2 separate regions of the Homo sapiens genome follow, and region 1 is linked to region 2. A link is an interaction called in ENCODE POLR2A ChIA-PET data of the cell type or tissue named here. Cell type or tissue: endothelial cell of umbilical vein. All regions are shown on one strand. Links, peaks and the distances in the headings refer to the core of each region. The heading gives the core; the rest is flanking DNA.

What was found. ChIA-PET counts read pairs that join two places held together with the same protein. Peaks named below come from ENCODE experiments on the same cell type or tissue, not always from the same donor. Only the 100,000 strongest peaks of a DNase experiment are listed, where the experiment ranks them.
Region 1: POLR2A ChIA-PET joins it to region 2 with 8 read pairs; 2 of 35 experiments call an interaction of 5 or more read pairs at or near these places.

Annotation. Positions count from the first base shown.
Region 1 is chr6:10,759,744-10,771,171 of GRCh38, reverse strand. It overlaps MAK (male germ cell associated kinase), which reads left to right. Exons shown (of 15, transcript NM_001242957.3): 14 at 942-1,061; 15 at 6,566-8,449. The coding sequence ends at 6,720. It also overlaps a transcript of TMEM14B not described here. Among named protein-coding and RNA genes, the nearest start is that of TMEM14B, 18 kb to the right of the region's middle. In endothelial cell of umbilical vein, for the core only: no CTCF peak of the experiment used is centred there; a DNase peak (open chromatin) is centred at 7,951.
Region 2 is chr6:11,417,996-11,429,423 of GRCh38, reverse strand. All of the region lies in intron 1 of LOC105374928 (a long non-coding RNA gene), which reads right to left. LOC105374929 (a long non-coding RNA gene) reads right to left here. Exons shown (of 3, transcript XR_926485.3): 2 at 2,653-2,831; 3 at 1-123. Among named protein-coding and RNA genes, the nearest start is that of TMEM170B, 110 kb to the left of the region's middle. In endothelial cell of umbilical vein, for the core only: no CTCF peak of the experiment used is centred there; a DNase peak (open chromatin) is centred at 2,743; H3K27ac peaks cover 3,089 bases.

The sequences.
Region 1 (11,428 bases), core at 1,061-9,060, 660 kb after region 2:
CCTTCAGCCCACAACTCTGTAACCACCACACCCTGATCATCACCAATCTCCACGCCTGCCCACTTGCCCTCTGCCTGCCACAACATGAATGTCCTCTGGGTACCATGTCTTTCCCCCAATCCTGATTCTCCTCCTATGTTGCTATTCATGGACAACGCACCCCCCAGTCACCTGAGCTGCAAACTTAGGAGTTTATATTTCCCTCTTTCCCTACCACCTCCACCCCGTGAACCTGCTTAGTTCCCTTCTTCTTCACCCTCTGCCACTGCTGTGGTTCAGACCCTCATCCTCCCTCATTTCAGCTCTTAGCAGTGACTTCCTCACTGGTCTCCAGACTTTAGATTTTTCCTCATCAATGCATCCCTATGCTAACGCCAGATTGAGCATTCACCAATAGTGATGATGATGATGGTGTTGATAATGATGGCAATTATGCTAGCTGACGTTTAATGCGTACAGATTCTATGCCACGTGCTCTGAAGAGTCTCATCAATCCCTACAACAACCCTACGAGAATAGGTCCACTTACAACCATTTTACAGAATGAAGACAGACACAGAGAGCACTTCAGAGATAGGGGCTTCGCAGTGGGAAATACACCCCCATGTGAAGAAGTGGGGTCGTGAGAAAGCCTGGCGTGTTCAGGGTGAACTGAACACCCCTGGGCCTTGAGTTCAGACCCCAGCTCAGTCTCTTACTAACTGTGAGAAGTTAGGCAAGTTACTCAACATTGGAGAGCCACACGATATGGATACTAATATGATCTAAGCGGGCTGTTGTATGGATGGAATAAGAATATCTGTAACAAGTGCAGCTCAGTGCCTAAAACATAGTAGATGCTGAAAAATAGTATTTAGAAGTAATGGGGTAGTATTCAATGTTATTCTACTGTGCCTAAAATATTCACCTTCTGACTGTGAAACTTTATGATATGTCACTAGGAAATCTTGGAAGTTATGCTACTTACAATCAGTCAGGATATATTCCTTCCTTTCTCAAAAAAGAAGTGCAGTCAGCTGGCCAGAGGATCCACTTAGCACCTCTCAATGCAACGGCTTCAGGTAGGAACAACTTCAGATACAGTTTTCTAGATTCCTAGCAGAAAGGAACATTTTCCTTTTTAAGTTTATGCAGTCACTTTTCCCAAGCGAAGACTTTTAGTCAGCCTCACCTCATTAACGCATTTCTTTTTGTTTTTACCGAAATGTCCTATTTTTCTTCCAAAAATGAGGATTTGAGGGTCTAATAATTATAAGAGCTACCACTAATTAAGTGGTGACTCTCTGCCAGGCACAGTGTAAAGGGCTTACTGGAATTATATCATTTAATCCTCATGATAACCTGATGATGTAGCTAGATCTCTTCTTTACAGATGATGAAATGTAGGTGAAGTAACTTACCTGAGGTCACACAGCTAGTGGAGCTGGGATAGAAACCCAACTTAATCCACTTCCAAAGAGTGTGCTGTGCTGCACAGAGAGATGTGAGAAAATGCCTTTTCCAGAGCCCTCTGCCCAGGACCTGGCACAGGGTGAAAGCTTAATAAATGCTGACACTCTATTTATGAATGAGTTAACATGAGGTGTGTCTCTACAGTTCCATCTTAGGGCGTAGAAATTAGCGGTGGCAGGACTTTCACACCCTGCCTTTTGCTTTGCAATAGTATTCAGGGGGAAGGGTTTATCCCTCCACCCTCCAGCGTTATGCCTAACTGAGGTAAGCTTGCTCCCCAGTGGTGTGGCATGTGACAGCCACATGTGGGGGTACACACTTGAAATGGAGGGTGATGATTCTGTACTTAAGCCAATCAGATTTGACCATGAATGGTCTTCGAATCATTTGAATCTGAAATAGATATTCTTAGTGAAGCACCAAAAATAAACATTAAAGCCAATCATTAGAACTTTAATAAGATACCTAATTGTAGTTTAATTTATTTATTTTAATTCTTTTTTATAGAGAAAAAGCCTTGCTCTGTCACCCAGGCTGGAGTGCAGGGATGCAATCATGGTTCACTGCAGCCTCGAACTCCTGGGCTCAAGTGATCCTCCTGCCTCCGCCTTCTGAGTAGATGGGACTACAGGCACACACGACCGTGCCCAGCTAATTAAAAAAAATGTTTTTTGTAGGGACAGGGTCTTGCTATGTTGCCCAAGCTGGATCTTGACTCGTGGGCGCAAGCAATCCTCCCACCTTGGCCTCCCAAAACTCTGGGATTATAGGCATGAACCACTATGCCCGGCCTGTAGTTTAATTTAAAAGTTGACTCTGAAAGTGTGCTCACAGCCTATCCTAACCACTATCTTATATTAAAACCCCTGATTAGATGTGCCAGTCTTTAAAGTTCACACTATTGGAGCTAAAAATGTATAAAGCCTGGACTTCTTTATTTTTTTATTTCTTGCCGCAATAGAACTGCTTAAATAGTACTACAGTTACCTTATCTGTGAAAAGAATTGCTTCATTATCTTTTCGCTGAAACAAAATAAGTAAACATTTTATATACAGCAGTGATTTTTATAAGGCCTCAAATATTTAAGCCAGCCTTATGAGCCATTCATTTATATGAAATATAAAATTTTATTTATTTTGAGATGGAGTCTTGCTCTGTTGCCCAGGCTGGAGTGCAGTGGTGTGATCTCAGCTCACTGCAACCTCCACCTCCCGGGTTCAAACGATTCTCCTGCCTCAGCCTCCCAAGCAGCTGGGATTACAGGCATGCACCACCATGCCCAGCTAATTTTTTTTGTATTTTTAGTAGAGACGCAGTTTCACTGTGTTGGTCAGGCTGGTCTTGAACTCGTGACCTCAAATGATTCACCTGCCTCAGCCTCCCACAAGTGCTGGGATTACAGGCATGAACCACTGCACCCGGCCACATTTTATATTTTTAATATAAAGGCAGAAAATCATAATGTTTCAAATTATTTTGTTACCTAGGTATCTACTCTTATAAATCAAGAGTGGGTCTTTTAAAAAATATTTTTGTAAGATATTGAAGGCCTTTATATATTAATTATTCTATCCAATTAGCATGCATATTCCTGTTTTCATTTTTTTTAAGTAAATGCTTTTTCTTAACTTTTTATTTCTTTACTCTGCTTATCAGATTTTTCTACAGATGGTGATAGGAGGAAAGGTAAAAAATGAAGTAAATATTAATCACTCTCAAGTGGTCAATGCAAATCCTTAGAAAAAACACTGTTCTGTAAGAGATGTGTCTTCCAGTCATGCCAGTTGGGTGACAGTTTCCCACAAGAAAATAAAACCAGGTCATTACCATATTTACTCAACTATTTCCCCCTTCTTGCATAGTCTCGTCTTTGCTCTTCTTTCTCCCCTTCAAGATTTTTGTTTTTGTTTTTTTTTTTTTTTTTTTTTGAGACAAAGTCTCGCTCTGTCACCAGCCTGGAGTGCAGTGGCGTGATCTCAGCTCCCTGCTGCAACCTCTGCCACCCGGGTTCAAGCGATTCTCCTGCCTCAGCCTCCGGAGTAGCTGGGACTACAGGTGCGTGCCACCACGCCCAGCTAATTTATGTATTTTTAGTAGAGATGGGGCAGGATGATCTCGATCTCTTGACCTCGTGATCTGCCTGCCTCGACCTCTCAAAGTGCTGGGATTACAGGCATGAGCCACCGCACCTGGCCTCTACCCTTTAAGTTTTGAGAAGGAAAATCAATGTCTTCCCTCCCATGTAATCTCTCCTTCCCCTAATACTTCCTTATCCCCTGCCTTGAAACTAACAAGGACTTCGAGGAGTGACTTCTGTTCTACACAGCACCCTTTAGGATCACTTTAGAAGTGCAGGATCCTGTTTTAAGCACTCTGTGTACATTAACTCATTAATCCTCCCAGGGCTGTATTCCAGGAGGTACTATTATGATCCGCATCTCACACAAGTTTTATATGTTGCTAAAAGTTGTATCACAGTGGCATCAATTAAATCCATAACTAGAGGCAAACTTCTTTCCTTTAGCATAGATTTTCTACAAGAAGTTAAATGTCCTTGATAGGACAGATGCAGTTTTTAAACACAGAGCAAGCATTGCAAGGCTCACTATCCCTCCCGCTCTTGCAGGGCAGTGAGGTGTGGGGTGGTCCCACTAAGGCACAAAAGCACTTCTTGCCCTGCCACGAGATCTGGGCTCCTCTCAGCTGTTAGGTTCTTCACCAAAGGTACTTGAGTCCTGAAATTCTAGTATATCTAGGAAAGGAATCCTAAATCTCAACACTACCCCCTTCTTAGCAAAATGATTCCCTCTTGAAAAAGTTTTACAAAATATTGTCCTGGACACAATTTCATTTAAAACCATTTAGGACTTAGGTGATATCATGACCTGGAAAAAGGCTTCTCTTTTTGTTACTCCCCAAAGCTCTCACTTCTTGCCCTCAGAGCCACACCCATTAGCCTAATGCCACGTTCCCTTTTCCCTCCCTGAATAAGCGGGGCTTATTGCCTCTCTCCCCGCTCTCTACTCCCCTCCCACGCTGTCTCTTCTACCCCTGCTACCAGTTTGACCTGTGGCCCACATGGGTGAGCTCACTAATTTAGCAGACAGATGCTCGTTTCTATTCCAATGGCTATAACTAAAGGGCTCTTTCTGGAAAACATGGTGCCCTGACTGGCCCTTGTAGACACATTGTCCCTGACTTTGTTAGATAGCTTTTTAGTGGCTTTGACTTTGAGAATTTTAAGCCCAGTAAAAAGAGTGGAATGAAAGGACCTGTCAAACCATGGAGTGGGGAGCTCTTGGCCTCCCTGCCTCCACCAAACTACACGGCAGCCAGGCGGCTGTCTTACCCAGAGTGTCCACACTTAATACCTTGTTCACCCATGCTGAAGTTAGTAGCTTGTCAGGACCACATGCTCACAGAATTCCCTCCTCACTCCCAGTTATACAGTGAAAATTTAAGAAAAACTGTGCAAACCATGCCAGTAAATATGGGATAGCTAGGGCTAGGGGTACAAAATGGTCAGATTCATTTCAGTATTAACACTTAGAGTTTAATCCAAGAATGGCAGCTACTACACAGTGTGAAGAGATATTTAAACCCCAGATGGAAAAAGCAGACATCCCTCCTCAGATACAATACCTGTGATACCTTAGCTCTCAATTCGAGGTGAGGAAAGCGTGAAGGAGGGACTGAAGAAGGCATCAAAAGTTGTCTGTAAAATGATCTCCTGCTTTGTCCTTTGAAATGTTGAAGCAGTTTTAGCTCATAAATTGTTCAGATAACAAATGTTCAAGAAATTTTAAATTTTTCACAAATTTTTAAACAGTCAGATATATGAATGAAACAACCTTGTGGTTAAAAGTTTAGGATCCTACCATTTAAGGGAATTGTGTTCCCACCCATGATTTTCCCAATGAGAAATGAAGTATGGGCCGGGTGCGATGGCTCACACCTGTAATCCTAGCACTTTGGGAGGCTGAGGTGGGTGGATCATTGGCAAGGCTGAGGTGGGTGGATCACCTTAGGTCAGGAGTTCCAGACCAGCCTGGCCAACATGGCAAAACCCCATCTCTACTAAAAATACAAAAACTAGCTGGGCGTGGTGGTGCGCCCCTGTAATCCCAGCTGCTCAGAAGGCTGAGGCAAGAGAATCACTTGAACCCGGGAGGTGGAGGTTGCAGTGAGCCGAGATCGCACCATTGCACTCCAGCCTGGGCAACAAGGGCGAAACTCTGCCTCATTAAAAAAAAAAAAAAAAAAAAAAAAAAAAAAAAATCTTCATTCTAAAACCCACATTTTAATGTTTAAAAAGAAATCTATTATAGGACCCCATGTGTGTTCTTCCATGAAGCCACAGTTTTATAGATTCACAATTCCAAATACATTTTTCTGTAGTGATATTGTGTCAATATTATTTAGATGTAACCACAGTGTGATATTACAAAGTCACCAACACTGTGGGTGTTGCCCATTGAATTTGAGCCAATAAATTTTCTTGGTCTTCTTACCTGGCGTTGCCTATCTAAATGTAAAATATTAAAAATAGCAGCAGTGTCAGCACTATAAACCAGGAATAATATTGGCTCTTCAGCTACTGAAAATTCTTTTTTTTTTTTTTTGAGATGGAGTTTCACTCTTGTCGCCCAGGCTGGTGTGCAATGGTATGATCTCGGCTCACTGCAACCACTGCCTCCCGGGTTCAAGTGATTCTCTTGCCTCAGCCTCCTGAGTAGCTGGGATTACAGTCACCCGCCACCACGCTCAGCTGATTTTTTTTGTATTTTTAGTAGAGACAGGGTTTCACCATGTTGGCCAGGCTGGTCTCGAACTCCTGACCTCAGGTGATCCACTTGCTTCAGCCTCCCAAAGTGCTAGGACTACAGGCAGGAGCCACTGCGCCCGGCCAGCTACTGGAAATTCTAATGGATGTCAACATAATACTACACTAGAATTTTTGGTTTTAACATTTAAAAAGCCTCAGAGAGTACTGAGTTAATCTTTTAAACATAAATTCAGATTTTCCCCATCAAATGAGAGGATGAATTTCTTTATTTTGAGTTTGATAAGCAAATGAGTAAAACCCTGTTTTCCAAATCTGATTTCTTTCAGAATATACCTGGAACACAAAAACTGGTCGGGGGCAGTTTTCAGGACGTACTTATAATCCTACAGCAAAAAACCTAAATATTGTGAACCGTGCACAGCCCATTCCCTCAGTGCATGGGAGGACAGACTGGGTGGCCAAGTATGGAGGCCACCGGTAGGAGTCTATGGTGTGAAACCCTACAGCATTGCTCCGTAGAGTACGTGCAAGTTCCTTGACCCTGGGAAATGTCTACAAATGTCTATTTCTACTGAGTTCTGGAAGAAATATGCAAAAGTGGGTACTTGGAAGGGCAAAAATCATCCCCTATTTTACTTATTTCCAAGAAATGCATTTTCTTAGCATCATTGCCCACAGTGTTGATATATGGGTAGGATGTTACAAAGTATTGAATAAACTATTTGCCAAAGTATGAAGTATTTGATCTACAATTTAATAAATAGTAAATCCAATAAGAACCCTTAAAAAAAAACAACTTCCAGAAAATGTTTAGAGTGTTTTAGTTTTCATTTGTTGTATGTGCCCAAATGGTTTAGTAGTTCTTCACTTTGCTGTGGTTGGCTTAAGAGGTTTGTCTTTTGTTTTTGTACAGCAGTTGGGCCAACCTTTGCTGGCTGTCAGCTGTGGTTCTTATTTGACTAAGGCTCTGCGCTGCCATTTTGTCAATGACAGAAAGATTGCAATTATTTGTTTTTCTACTTTGAAGCTATGGGAGCGATGGTAATTTCAATCTTGAGCAGGATATCTTTTTTTTTTTTTTTGAGGCGATGTTTCACTCTTGTGTCCAGGCTGGAGTGCAGTGGCACTATCTTGGCTTACTGCAACCTCCACCTCCTGGGTTCAAGTGATTCTCCTGCCTCAGCCTCCCGAGTAGCTGGGATTAGAGGCGTGTGCCACCATGCCTGGCTAATTTTTGTAGTATTAGTAGAGACAGGGTTTCACCATGTTGGTCAGGCTCAGGCTGGTCTCAAACTCCTGACCTCAGGTGATCCACCTGCCTCGGCCTCCCAAAGTGCAGGGCTTACAGGTGTGAGCCACAGTGCCCAGCTTTTTTTTTTTTTTTTTAGAAATAAATTTATCTTTAACATAGAGAATATCAAAGTTATGCCACTTGATTTTAGTGGACGGCTTGTGTTTTGATCTTGACCAGTACAGTTCCCATGAATTCAAGGTGACAATCAAGCCCAATGGCTTGATGACTTCAATAGTAACCAAGTCAAGGTTCTCTTGGCTGGACATCATTAAGAAAGTTCTGGAAACTGTGTTTGTTTGATGCTGGTTCATTGGACTTTTCAAATTGTTTTGTTTCTGTGTCCCTACCAGACACAAAGATGAAGTGTGCCAGCTGGTTCCCCCAAGCCAGCTCATGCTGCTGACCACTGACTCAGCTCTGACCTTCACATTTGCTCTGAAGCAAGTGCGTTCAGCTGCTGGGGCAGTGATATCACATAGTACATATATTATTTCCTTAGTTTATTTCCAAACTGGTATTTTAAATAGACACTTCGAACTTTGGGCTACTCTGTTTAAATCTGCCACTTTCTGGACTGGACCTTAGTACTGTAAATTCTTTTTAAAGAATAATAATGTTACCAACTGCTGAGATTTTTATGTATTTTGTGACTTTGTAACAACTGCTATTGTAATAAGTGTCATCTTGTGGGCATTATACAAAGGCATATTATAAAATAATAATGATATTTTTGTATAGAAGAGTCAACTGTTCAGATGTAAGATGTTGAAAAATGTTAAAATCTAAAGAGTAATTTATCCTAGTGGTAATGGTTATATGTATTTGTACAGTTTAAATTAATGTCTCAAAGCTGTGCAGTCTTTTGTTACTGGGACACTTTTAAACTCTGAATAGGCATTAAAAAAAATATGGCTAACTAGTGTGTTTTCATTATGTTTTTAAACCTTATATCCTGAATTCTATTTGTTGTTGTTGTTTTAATTAGTAGTCTTTAAAAAAAGCAGTTTTAGGGCCAGGCACAGTGGCTCACACCTGTAATCCCAGAACTCTGGGAGTCATAGGTGGGTGGATCACTTGAGGTCAAGAGTTCAAGACCAGCCTGGCCAAGATGGCAAAACCCTGTCTCTACTAAAAATACACAAAAATTAGCTGGGCACGGTGGCGGGCACCTGTAATCCCAGCTACTTGGGCGGCTGAGGTAGGAGAATTGCTTGAACCTGGGAGGCAGAGGTTACAGTACAGTGAGATCGTGCCACTGCACTCCAGCCTGGGCGACAGAGCGAGACTCTGTCTCAAAAAAAAAAAAATAAAAGCCCTTTTAGGTTTATGAAAATATTGATCAGAAAGTAGAGTTCCCATATGCCCCTTCATCTGCCCCTCCCCGATTTTCCCTATTATCAACATCTTGCATTCATGTAGATAATTCATTACAACTGATAAGCCAGTATTGATACATTGTTATTAATTAAAGTCCATAGTTTATATTAGGGTTCACTCTTGTGTTGTACACTATGGGTTTTGACAAAATGTATAAGGACATGTATCCACCATAATAGTATCATAAGAATCATTTTACTCCCTCAAAATCCTGTCCTCTCCCTATTCATCCTTCCCTATCTTGCCCTGAACCTCTGGCCACCATTGACCTTGTTACTGTCTCCACAGTTTTTCTTTTTCCAGAATTACCTGGGGTCAGGAGTTCAAGACCAGCCTGGCCAACATGGTGAAACCCCATCTCCACTAATAATACAAAAACATTATGAGCCATGGTGGTGCATGTCTGTAATCCCAGCTACTTGGGAGGCTGAGACAGGAGAATCGCTTGAACCCGGGAGGTGGAGGTTGCAGTGAGCCAAGATTGTGCCATTGCACATCTAGCCAAAACAGATCTCAGAAAAAAAGTATGCACATGGTTTATTTGTGGAAAAAAAAAAAAAAAAAAAAAAAACGAGCATGGAAAATATGCTGAATTTGAGCATTTAATTTAGGAAGCTAGAAAAAGAATAACGTAAAAAAATGTTTTAAGTAGATTTCAGCCCAGTAGCAATAAGCATACCTAGCACTCAGATATTGGTGTCCAGATATTGGTGTGCAGTACCACTGTTCAATAAAAGGAACCAGAGCTACTTGGAGAAATGGCTGATTCTAGTACTAGGACAGGAAATATACAAGATGAGCCTAGAACGTCTTGTAGTGCCAGACAATAAGGAAGTTCTACAAACACACAAACCCTTTGGCTATGCCAGAGGGACACAGAGGTCAACTGAGTTTCCAATGGCCAAAGCTGCAACAATTTGAGCAAGAAAATTAAGTATTGCCCGGCGCGGTGGCTGATGCCTGTAATCCCAGCACTTTGGGAGGCCAAGGTGGGCAGATCATGAGGTCAGGAGATCGAGACCATCCTGGCTAACATGGTGAAACCCTGTCTGTACTAAAAATACAAAAAAATTAGCCGGGCATGGTGGCAGGCACCTGTAGTCCCAGCTCCTCAGGAGGCTGAGGCAGGAGAATGGCGTGAACCCATGAGGCGGAGCTTGCAGTGAGCCGAGACCATGCCACTGCACTCCAGCCTGGGTGACAGAGCAAGACTCCGTCTCAAAAAAAAAAAAAAAAAAATAAGTATTACAACCCAAAGAAAAAAGAAATATCCATGAGTCCATACTAAGATGAATGCATGAATGAATGCATGAATGATCAGGTGCGGCAGTGACTCACGCTTGTAATCCCAGCACTTTGAGAGGCCGAGGTGGGTGGATCACCTGAGGTCAGGAGGTTGAGACCAGCCTGGCCAACATGGTGAAACACCGTCTCTGCTAAAAATACAAAATTAGCCGGGTGTGGTGGCACACGCCTATAGTTCCAGCTACTCGGGAGGCTGAGACAGAAGAATCACTTGAACCCAGAAGGAGGAGGCTGCAGTGAACCTAGATCATGACACAGCACTCCAGCCTGGGTGAGAAGTCCCAACCTGAGGTCGGGAGTTCGAGACCAGCCTCACCAACATGGAGAAGCCCCGTCTCTACTAAAAATACAAAATTAGCTGGGTGTGGTGGCACATGCCTGTAATCCCAGCTACTCGGGAGGCTGAGGCAGGAGAATCACTTGAACCTGGCAGCCAGAGGTTGTGGTGAGCCAAGATCACGCCATTGCACTCCAGCCTGGGTGACTAAGCGAGACTCCATCTCAAAAAAAAAAAAAAAGAATAAAAATGTGAAGTGCTTTCCAAAGACACAAAATCTTGTAATGGCCCAATGGGTTCACTTTGCCCTTTGCCTAGACAGAGCTGAGTTATCAAGACAGGGAATTGCAATAGAGAAAGAGCACACGCAGAGCCAGCTGTGCAGGAGACTGGAGTTTTATTGGTACTCAAATCAGTCTCCCAGAGCATTCAAGGATTGAAGTGTTTAAGGGTTACTTGGTGTGCCAGGGGCAGCCAGGTGACTCAGGAGTGCTGACTGGTCCGGTGGGAGATTAAGTCATAGGGAGTGCAAGCTGTTGTCTTGCACTGAGTCAGTTCCTGGATGGGGGCCACAAGATCAGATGAGCCAGTTTATCAATTTGGGCGGTGCCAGGTGATCCATCAAGTGCAGGGTCTGTAAGAGAAAGTGCTCCTAACCGAAATTAGCCGGGAAGCCTCTCAGGTTTTAAGTAAAGAAAACCTGTCTTTGACTACAAAGCCACGTTTCATGTTTCTTTCTTCTTTCTTTAACTCTTACAGGCATGACTATGGTCAGTGAGCCAATTCTAGTCCATTGCCTGTTTTTGTGCAGAGAGCAAGCTAAGAATAGATTTGCATTTTGAAATGGTTGAAAAAAATCAAAATAAGACTATTTTGTGATATGTAGAAATCATATGAAATCCAGATTTCAGGGCCCATACATAGTTTTATTGGAAC
Region 2 (11,428 bases), core at 1,721-9,720:
GGAAGGAAGCAGCTGATGATGTTTATTTTTCTCCCATCAAGAACCGGGTCTTAAGCTGTAGAAAACTGTCAGCATACAAGTATTTGCCATCTTTCAGCACAATCCATGTTGGTGGGAAGAAGGCTGATTAGAAAAAGAAAAAGACACAGTGTACAAGAAAGAATATATGTACCAAAAAACAAGGTCAATAATGAAGCAATGTGGCTAACCATAACTTGGCTTCTAGGATTGAGATTCTGGACCGTTGAGTAATTGTGTTCCCTTTGCTCTAAGTCCCATCTGTCTTGTTTTGAACCCCTTTCCTGGTGGTTTGTGTGGTGAGCTAACCACTCAACCAGCACTGGGCATCACTGAAGTCTAAACACACAAACACCCTCAGGGATTCGTTTCTAAGCCCTAGAGGGAGAGGAGCGCTGGTATTTCACAGGTCCAGCTCTGGAATTCAGTACTGTCTCTAAACAGGAAGAAGAGATGTTTACAACTGCTGTCTGGCTCAGGGGCCAGCCTGTTTCTCTGAGATGTGTTTGGCAAAACCGGAATTCTAAATTTGATGCAGAAAACAATCACTTGATATTTAAAACAAGGACTAAATGTTTTCCTATTCATTCCATATTCAGCCTTAGTTACTTAGAGGGGTTACTGACAGTGTTGTTTCAAACTCTGCATGGCATTGTGTTAAAAAAGAATGTATTCATTTGTTAGTTAATCGGTCCAGTAAATCTCATTGAATTCTTAGTATCTTCTGAGAGGTGCAAAGAGCTCTTAGACCCAGTTTTACCCTACAAAGAACCTGCAGCCAGCCTGGGGACTCATCATAGGACAGGAAGCTTGTTCATGGTGTTGCTGTTAGCACTGTATCTCCCACATCTAACATGGTGTCTTTAGTACCTTCTAAGTGTTCAACAAATATTTGTCAAATAAACAAATGAAATTAACACCCAGGACGACAGTAAAGCCTTTCCAGGCTGAGAAGTGATACTCCAAGCTAGGTGACTGGGGGAGGCTTCATAAAGGAGGCAGGATTTTAGCAATGCTTTCAGGAGGGAGTAGGACTGGATGCAGCTAGGGAAGTGTGGAAGGGAAAGGGGTTACTTCTTCAGGTAAGGGGGTTCAGATGAGTCCAGCCAGGAGATTGGGAGACCCAGGGCATTTTCGAGAGAGAGAGTGGCTAGAGTGCAAGAGGCCAACTGTGGGGCAAAGCCTGAGAAAGGTGGACTAGGGTAGACTGGGCAGGAGAATGCATACTGGAGGGAGGCATCTGAAATCACTTCCGACGCCACTTCACCACGTAGTTAGGAAAAGAGAATTATGAGTAAACAGAGAGGTGTGGCCAGGGAGAACTACAGAGAGAGCCGGACTGAGCACAGGGACCCGGGTGGGCCCCATTCCCACGGGCTTGGTACTGTGATGCTCCGCATTTCCTGCCTTGATTTTAACCTTTAGAAAAAGGGAAAATTGTTCAAAAACCTGACTTCCTATGTAGTATTCCAAGTGAGTCATAGGACTGTTATGTTTACAGCTAATTTTGATATAAAGATATGACTAGGAAGGGGGATAGGTCTCAGAGCCCCAGGAGGCTGCTCTTGCTGAAAATGGTCTGAGGCGGGAGACCCAGCACCCCATCTCCCCTCTCCTTGCAGTCATGCCATGGGAAGGAAGACTGCAAGGGGCCTGGTACGCACCAGCCTTCGCACTGTGGGGCCTCACAGCACAAAGGGTGTGTATGTATGATGTGTACTGTGTGTGTGTGTATGTGGTGTACGGGTGTGTGTGTGGTCTGTTTGTGTGTAAGAGGGAGTGTGTATGTGTATGTATGATGTATGTCAGTGTGTGTATGTACATGTGGTGTTGGGGAGTATATGTAGCAGGCATGAAGCGGGTGTGTGTGTGTACGTGGTGTGGGTGTGTATGGTGTGTTTGTGTGTGTGGAGTGTGTATGCGCATGTGTGATGTGAGCGTGTATGTGTGGTGTTGGGGAGTGTATGTATGGGGTGTGAGGGGTGTGTGTGTATGTGGTGTTTGTGTCGAGGGAGTATGTGTATGTGTGATGTGTGTATGTGTGGTTTTCGGGAGTGTATGTATGGGGTGTGAGGGCTGTGTGTGTGTGGTGTGGGTGTGTGTAGTGCGTGTGTGTGTGGAGTGTGTATGCACATGTGTGATGTGAGTGTGTGCACATGTGGTGTTGGGGGTGTATATGGGGGTGTGGGGGAGTGTGTGTGATGTGTATATGTGAGAGCATGTGTATGTGTGTTTAGGGGTTTCTGAGCACTGAGAGAGTTTGAGGAAGAGAAGAAGTGATGTGGGGCCTGGACTACACCAGCGTTCTCCCAAGCAGGCCCTGTGTATGTGGAGAGCTGATCTTTCCTTGGTGTCTTTGTGGATTTTCAGCTAAACTCAATAATCTCAAAGATAGTAAAAAACAAAAACAAAAAAACACACCAAAAAACCAAGTTAGTCAGGAGAGCTACAAAAAACAAAAACCCTCATGAGATTAGATTTCTCAATAAAATAGTTACAAGAAATTGTTCACACTCCAGGAGAAGGAATTTTTTCTACAGCTAGCTTTCGTATCAATGTTGCAACCTTCTTTTTCATCTAAGTTGGAACTATCAGCCCCCACCCCACGCCTCCCCAGGCTGTGTGTCCCTGCACCTTAGCCTGCATGGAGTTCTTTTGCATCTGAGCAGGCTGTGACCTCCTGGATGGTGGGAACTGATTCATTTCCATAGAGCATTTCTTGGCACAGAGCAGGTGCTCAGTTTTGGATCTGAATGGGATCCAGGAGGGACTTTGAAGTGCAGTCTCCTTGTGGGGGTTCTCCCTACCATGAGCTGCAGAAGAGAGACTTGTTTATTATCTCACAGATAACTGGATTCAAATGCATGTGTGCATGCGCACACACACACACACACTCCCCACACACCCATTACAAAAACTAGCATTACTTTTGGAGATCATGTGATCTGTTTCAGTGTCAAGAAATAGGCACATTTTCTTAATACAGCATAATCTATTCCATGCTAATACAGTGTAATTCTCTTCTACAGAATTCATGCTTTACACATTAATGTACTGAAAGGTGTCAGTGTCACTTGCCCCACATTCCTCCTCACCCCACAATTCTGCTCACCCTCCAGTGGACTCCAGGCTGTCCTCTGGACCCAAAACCCATGGTTAGGACACTCAGGATCAGTCAGGACCATGGAACCATAGATAGCAACACGAAGCCCTACAGAAGCTTTTGAAGGCTGCTTTTCTGTCTGCTGGGTACATCACTTTCCAGAGGGGCATTTCAGATTCTTTCTTCCCATTAGAGAAAAAGGGGATACAAGAATTTGTAACCTTTTTGTGCAAGAATTACACATACCCTCTACCTTGTTAGGGTCTGTGGTGGGGAGGCAATGAGGGGAGTGGGGTGAAGGGAATTGGTTACAGAAACAAACTTCCAATTATAAAAACAGGATAGCACAAACATGTCACAGAAGTTTTGAGTAAGGAGAAGGTAGGTCACTGAAATGCTTAGGGAAGGATTCTCCAAGTGCTAAGATGGGGGTCCAAATGATTGAGCAGGATTTGGGTAGATGGAGAGCCTGGGGACAGGGAAGGAGAGGGAGGGCATTCCTAGCATTCCTGAGTGGAGGGTCAGCAAAGGCCAGAGCTAGGAATGGACACAGTTTATGTGGGGTCAGGGCTCCCACATGACCACTCTCTGTCCAGAGGGGAGAAGTTAGTGCATGAGAGCCTTGTAAACACTGTGCGTGCACATGTGTTTGAATAGAAATCATTGTTTGCCCACCCTGCCTCTGAAATACCTTTGCCTCCCTTTCCTTAATCTGAAAAATATAGCATTGAGTATGAGTAATGACGACAATATCTCACATGTATGAAAGCGCAATTTAAAAGAGGCTTTCATATCTTTGCCTAATTTGTGACATTATATCGCTGACTCATTTGAAGCGCTGCAACATATACCCACTTCTTGAGGTGTGAGGAATGCTTATCAGTTTAGTGTTGCATTTGTAAAATGCCATTTATTTAAAAGTATTGCTAAAATATTCCTTGTGTGCTCTAAGGAACTAGTAAGATTCTACATTTAGTACTTATTTGCTTTCAGAAGTGTGCTTCCTCCAGAAAGCCTGAGGAGGAGAAGCAAGAACATCTATCTTTTTATTAATTTATTTATTTAGAGATGAAATCTTGCTCTGTCACCCAGGCTGGAGTGCAATGGCGCGATCTCGGCTCACTGCAACCTCCGCCTCCCAGGCTCAAGTGATTCTCCTGCCTCAGCCTCCCAAGCAGCTGGGACTACAGGTGCCCACCAAGATGTCCAGCTGTTTTTTGTATTTTTAGTAGAGATGGGGTTTCACTAGGTTGGCCAGGCTGGTCTCGAACTCCTGACCTCATGATCCACCCACCTCTGCCTCCCAAAGTGCTGGGACTACAGGAATGAGCCACTGTGCCCAGCCAAGAACATCTGTCTTTCAGAAGCACAGGGACTGAGCAGGGTGAGTGAGCTGTTGCCATTCCAAATCTCCTATTTCAACACCAAGGGTGGAAAGGAGCTGGGAATGTGGGGTGCAGGAATGCAACCCCAGGTCCCCAACTTCCCAACCTGTCCAAATAAGGGAAAAGCACCATTCAGCAAAACCAATCTAACAATCTCCAGCTAGAAGGGGCTGAACCAATATTTTTCCATCTGTTTGTTGAAAGCTCCATGCTGTGGGGTATCATGAGTGCGTCTTCCTTCTCCGAAGTTGTCCCCACTGGGCTGTGATATAAAGCAAGCCTGTGGCCCCGGTGTGTGGAACAAGGTATTCTTGAAGACTGTTTAGATTTGCTGGGAATTTCCTGCTGCCCTGGAGACTCAGGAAACCAGGGCTATGCCCAGGTCACTGCCCATGACTGGTGAAGGAATGTGACTCGACCCTGAGGTTTAAACTTCACAGTTGAAGAGAGGATTCTGAGTTTTAACTTTCCAGGTGAGGAGTCACTAAAAAAGTACTGTATTTTTTCAAGTAACCACCCTTTTTTGAATGCTTACTATAAGCCAGGTTCTGTGCTTAGTTGAGAGTTTTCCACCATCTAATCCTCAATAAGATACATGTTATTACTCCATTTCATACGTGAGAAACCTGAAAACCAGAGACGTTGAGCAGCTTACCCAAGATCTTACAGCTAATAAACTACAGCACTGTGACTTTCACATAGGTTTCTCTAACTCTCCTTAACTGTTCTTGTACGTAAATCCATAATTTCATTCAATGAATTGTTACTAAGTTCCTATCAAGTGCCTGGGGCTGGAAACATACCTGTGAATAAACAGACAAAGCTATGGCTTTCGTGGACGTTATATGCTGGTGGATAGAAGCAGAAAATTCACAAATATATAGCATGTTACGTGGTGGTAAGTGTCATAGGGAAAAATAAGCCATGGAACTAGATGGCAAGAACTGGAGAGCAGGCAGTACTATTTACAAGGAAATGATGCATTTGTGATGACAGGACATAAAAATGCTTCCCAACATGTCAAGAACAATTTCTAAACTCCTGCAGCCTGTCATAGCCAGCTGTGATGGCAATATGATGGCTCCCCAGCCAGCATGAGAGGAGTCCTTGCCAAATAGGTGTGTTTCAGCTTGTTGGAAATGCAGTCAGAAGGGAAATGTCACAGCACAGATGGACTGAATGATTGGGGATAATGATTTGATCCTGTGAGCTGACTTCCCCTTACCTTGATTGGAAATGAATTCCCTCCCCCTCTTTCTTCACAAGGAGGTTTTGAACACTGACCCCCACCCCCACCAATCTGGAAACCATTCGGAGACTCCCTGGAGGAAAGGGCTATGGACCTCTGTGATTGCTGATATTGTTTTCACTAAATATGACATGATTGGGAATTACCAGGGAAAACCACTACCAATAAAAGGATGGGTTTCAAAAGATGTGACGAATGAGCATTTCTAAAGATTTGCCACAAAATCTAGTTGATCAACTATCAATGTTTCTAAGCCATATAAATAAGCAGTTTTGTAAAGTAGTATGATTCGAAACTTTGAGATGGTCCTATGCTTTAGAAAACAAGTGACTTAATAATGAAACAATGTGTTTTGAGAGCATTACTTTCTCCAGAAGTAGCAAGGTTTGTTAACACCCACACAGATGACACACATAGATGACAGGGAGTTCTTGCATCCAAACAGATCTACCTAGCTGCCTGAGACACTTGGGATGTCAGACTGTAAACAGTGTATCAAAATCTTAATGAAAACATTCAGTAAAACCAAATATCCTTTGTCTGCAGTAGGGGGAGGCTTTGAAAATGAACCTCAACTGAAAATAATTTTATACACACCCACAAAATTCCGTCATGTTTTACACTGCTGACTCCCTTCTAACTCCTTCCAGCCTTTCCAAGTGTTTTTTTGGTAGTAAATACAATTTAAATATATAATTAACTTAGTAAGTAATTAATGTAATGATTATTTCAAATCTTATATTCTCATTTCATGTCACCTGGGTAAAACTAAAACTTGATTTTACAGAAACCAGTTTTTCAGAATTGATAATATCAATGGTCTTGTTTCTATTATAAATTTGTACACATAAGACTTCACAATCTTTCCCTGCTTCAAAGAGAGAAGTTAAGGTGAGTTCTTCAAATATATTAGCATTGTAATTATAATATAGAGGAAGACACAGCTTTTGAGGCCATTTAAATTTTGCTCTGTATGTCTTAATTACTTAATGAAATTCTGGGAACAAAATGGTGCAATAAAACCCAAAGTGGTGGTAGTGATTTAATTTACTATCATTTTATAAACTCTCCTAAATCTGTACAATCTAATTTGAAAGCTACTAGCCACATGTACCTGTGAAGCATTTGAAGTGCGGCTGCTATGAATTGAAACTTGCTGTAAGTGTAAAATGCACACCAGATTTCAAACACTTACTATAAAAAAATCAAAAACACCTTACTAATTTTCATATGAATTACATTTTGGAATAATATGTTGAACATATTGGGTTAAATAAAATCTATTGTTAAAGTTAATTTTACCTTTTTTATATTTTTAGTATAGCTACTAGAAAATTTAAAAGTACATATGTGGCTGGCATTATATTTCTATTGGACAAGGCTGCTCTAAAGCTTAAGAAAGCACAAAATGTTTTTGACGTAAAGCATTATTTTGTCTGATACAAGCATGGCTACCCTCCAGCTCTCTTTTGGTTTCCATTTGCATTAAATATCTTTTTTATCTTTTTCTATCCCTTCACTTTCAGTCTATGTCTGTCCTTAAAGGTCAAGTTAGTTTATTGTAGGCAGCATACAATTCAGTCTTATTTCTTTGCCCATTAACCACTCTCCTATCATTTGATAGGAGAATTTAATCCATTTACATTCAAGATAATTACTGATAGGCAAGGACTTACTACTGTCATTTTGTCGATTATTTCTGGTTGTTAATGTAATAATCTTTTGTTCTTTTCTTCCTGTCTTGCTGTCTTCCTTTGTGATTAGATTATTTTTCTCTAGTAGTATTTTTGATTTCTTACATTTTATCTTTTGTGTATCTACTATAGGTTTTTGCTTTGTGGTCACCATGAGGCTCACATATAACATCTTTTAGTTTTAATAGGCTATTTTAAGCTGATAACAACTTCATTTTGATTTCAAACAATAGCACCACACTTTTGCTCCACCCTTCTCCATTTAATGTTTTTGATGTGACAATTTACGTCTTTTTATATTGCATATTACTTAAATTATTGTAACCATTATTTTTAATAGTTTTGTCTTTTAACTTCATACAAAAGATATGTGATTTACATACCAGCACTACAGTATTAGAGTATTCTGAATTTTACTGTATTTTTTTTACCAGTGACTTTTATACATTAAAATGTTTTTCTGTCACTAGTGTTCTTTTCTTTCAGTTTGAAGAGCTCCTTTTAGCGTTTCTTATAAGATAGTTCTTGTGGTGACAAACTCCCTCAGTTTTTGTTTGTCTGGGAAAGTTTTTATATCTCTGTCATTTCTGAAGGCTAGCTGTGCAGGGTACAGTATTCTTGATTGGCAGCTTTTTTTTTCCTTCAGCACTTGGAATATATTATGCCACCCTCTTCTGACCTATAAGATTTCTAGTAAGAAATTTGCTGCTAGCCTTACTGAAATGCCCTATGTGATTTTTTTTTTTTCTCTTGCTGCTTTCAGGATCCTGTCTTTGATTTTTGACAATTTTATTATGTTTTGCTGTAGTCTTGTTTAGGTAGAATTGAATTAGAGAACTTTTGACCTTCCCATACTTGGATATTTACCTTTTTCTCCAGGTTTGGAAAGTTTTCTGCTATAAACTTTGCTTTAAATAAACTTTCTACCCCTTTGTCTTTTCTCCTTCTTGAACTCCTAAAACTTAAATATTTGCTCTTTTGATGCTGTCCCAAAAATCTCATAAGCTTTCTTCATTCCTTTTCATTGCATTTTATCCTCTGTGTATTTTAAAGTAATCTGTCTTTGATTTTGCTTGATCAATTCTGAGTCTTTCTTCTGCTTGATCAATTCTGCTGTTGACTTTTTTTTTTGCATTTTTAATTTCATTCTTTTTTCAACTAAAGAATCTATGTTTGATATTTTTTAAATGATTTTAATCTCTTATGTTGGTCATTTATTGTTCTCCTGATTTTTGTTCTGTTTTCTTGAAGTCTGTTAAACTTCCTTAAGACCATTATTTGGAATTCTTTGTCACCCATTTCATACATCTCCATTTCTTTAAGGTTGGTTACTGGTGCTTTACTTAGTTCTTTAGGTGGTGACATTTCCCTGATTGTTTTTGATCCTTGTGGTTGTACATTGGTGTCTGTGCATTTGGAGAAGTAGGTTATCTCCTACTTATTCTTTGCAGACTGGCTTTGTCTGGGAAATCCCTTCACCAGTCAGTCCCCTCAGAGATTCTAGGAATGCCATCTGTCATGGTCCACAGGTAGGCTTGCTTTTGGAATCCTTGGGCAAGCTGGCCTGGTACCTGGATCAGCAGGTAGGTGGGCCTAATGCCTGGGTCCAGGTTAGGTCTGGAGCCTGTAGCCAATGTAATATACCTGTTGACTGAGTCTGAGAGGATGTACTTGTAGCCTGGATCTGCAAGGGTGGGCCTGCAGCCTGTATCTGTGGGGTCCTGACTTGAAGCCTGGGTCCCCTGTGGCTGACCTGGCACTGGGGTAGACCTTGAGCCTGAGTATGGAGGGGCCATCCAAGTGCTGGGATGAGCCTGGTGCCTGAGACCACTAGAACCTGAGTCCACAGGGTCTGGCCTAGTGCTGGGGCAAGACTGGAGCCTCAGTCCATGTGAACAAACCTGGATCCTGGGCCTATGGGAGCTGTTTTGGAGCCTGGATCTGTAGTGTATCCTGGAACCTGGGTTTGCTGGAGCAGACCCAGGGGACCAGCTTGGAGCCTGGAGCTGGCTGGCCATGTGCTGGGGCAGGTATAGAGCCTGGAATTGCAGTTATTGGCCTGTGCCTGGAGCCACAGGATCTGGTCTGGAGTCTGAGGTTGTGGGAACCAGCCAGCACTGAGGTTTACTGAATGAGTCTGGACCCTGTGTCTGATGGAGTATGGAGCTGCATAGGCCAGCCTAGAGGGTGGAGTTTCAGAGACCAGCCTGACACTGGGCAAGCCTGGAACCTGTGTCCATGGGTGCTGGCCTGGCACTTGGGGCCAGACGTGTCAATCTGGTGTTGAGGTGGGCTTGAAGCCTGGAGCTGTGTGGACCAACGTGGCTCTGAGCTAACCTGGAACCTCAAGCTGGCCTGGTGTTGAGTGGGCCTGAAACCTGGGACTATGGGACTGGCGAGTCCTGGTTCTAGGGAAGGCCTGGAGACTCAGTCTATGAGGGCTGGCCTGGCTCTGGGGCAGACCCAAACCTTGGGGCCACTGGGGCCACTGACACTGGGACCAATCTAGAGCCTGCGACTGTTAGAGTAAGCCTGGTGGTAGAGCAGGGCCAAGGATCAAGTTCACCGAACAGCCTGGAGCTTGAGGCTGCAGGATCTTGCTGGTATTGAGGCAGGAATGGAGACTCCATCCTCAGGTACCAGCTTAAAGTCTGGGGCTGTCGGACCTGCCCAGTACTGGGTTTTACTGGTGTAGGCCTGGTGTTGGGGTTCAAGACAAAGTCCAGTGCTCACTCCCCTCTCCTTTCTTCAAGCAGAGGGTATTTCTCTCTATGCTGTGTTGCCTGGTGTTGGGGGATGGATGATGCAGGTAATGTAAAACTGTCCTTCCTACTCTCTTCAACGAGTCTTTTCTTATTTCTGTGCTACACACAGAATAGGTGCTGTTATCTGTCACCTGGTTTTCTTAGCTTTTGTGAAGGTATTTTTGTGCGTGGATAGTTATTCAGATTGAAGTTTCTATTTGGGGACAAGTATTGCAAAGTCTTATTCCACCATCTTGCTAACATCTCAACAAAGAAAGTGTTTAATTCAGTTGGCCCCAAGGAATTTTAAAGGAATTTGTATGTTATATTTACAGAAGACTCATCTAAGGAGGCATCAAGATTATATTAGTAAGTACATGCCTTATATACCCAACTCTGCTTCAAACAAGAACAATGACAGGAAAATACGAATAAGTAAAATGATATAAGCAGGTTTAAAGCAAGACAAAAATTTCTATGAACCACACCAGGCACCTGGACCGGAAAACAAGGCAGTCAGTAGTGTATACACAAATCTCTGGGCCTACTTCTGGGGCAGGAAGCAAGCAAAGACATCTGGGAATTTGGCTCATCTGAAGTAATGGTAATTAAAATTACTCTACATAAAATGGCAACAGGAATCAAGCCAGAGATTGGGATAGAAATCCCCCTAATTTAAACAAGGAAACAGAAAAGTCTTGGGAAGTTTCTGCTAATTGTTTCCTGGGAATATTGCCTCCTTGGTAGGAAATAAAACAGCCTCATTTCCAGGATCTGAAACTGACTGCTGGTTCTATGACCAAATTGGCCATAAGCCTTAGTCTTTGATATCATAATCTTTGAGGTCATAATCCTTAAATTATATGAAGTTCAAATCTGCAACATAAGACATGTTTTGGTTAAGGAGCCCCAGGAAGCTAGGTGGAGGCTATCACAAAACTAGAGAGGAAAGAGTAGGAGAGAAGAAAAACAAAAACCAAAAAGGCTTAACTGTTTCTTAAAATGAGCCTAGAAACCATAGTACCAAGATAAAGAAATGCTATGCAAAGCCAATATAAATCACCAAGAAGAAGCCGCCTTTGACTAAAGTACAAGAATAGTCTGACAAAGGCTTTTAAATAGGCACATTTAAGGTAATAAAAGAGAAGTTAAATAATATCCACTGAAAATAAGATATAAAATTGGCAAACAAAAATAAGAATAAATTAAGCAAAACAGGTAGATCTAAAAAATGT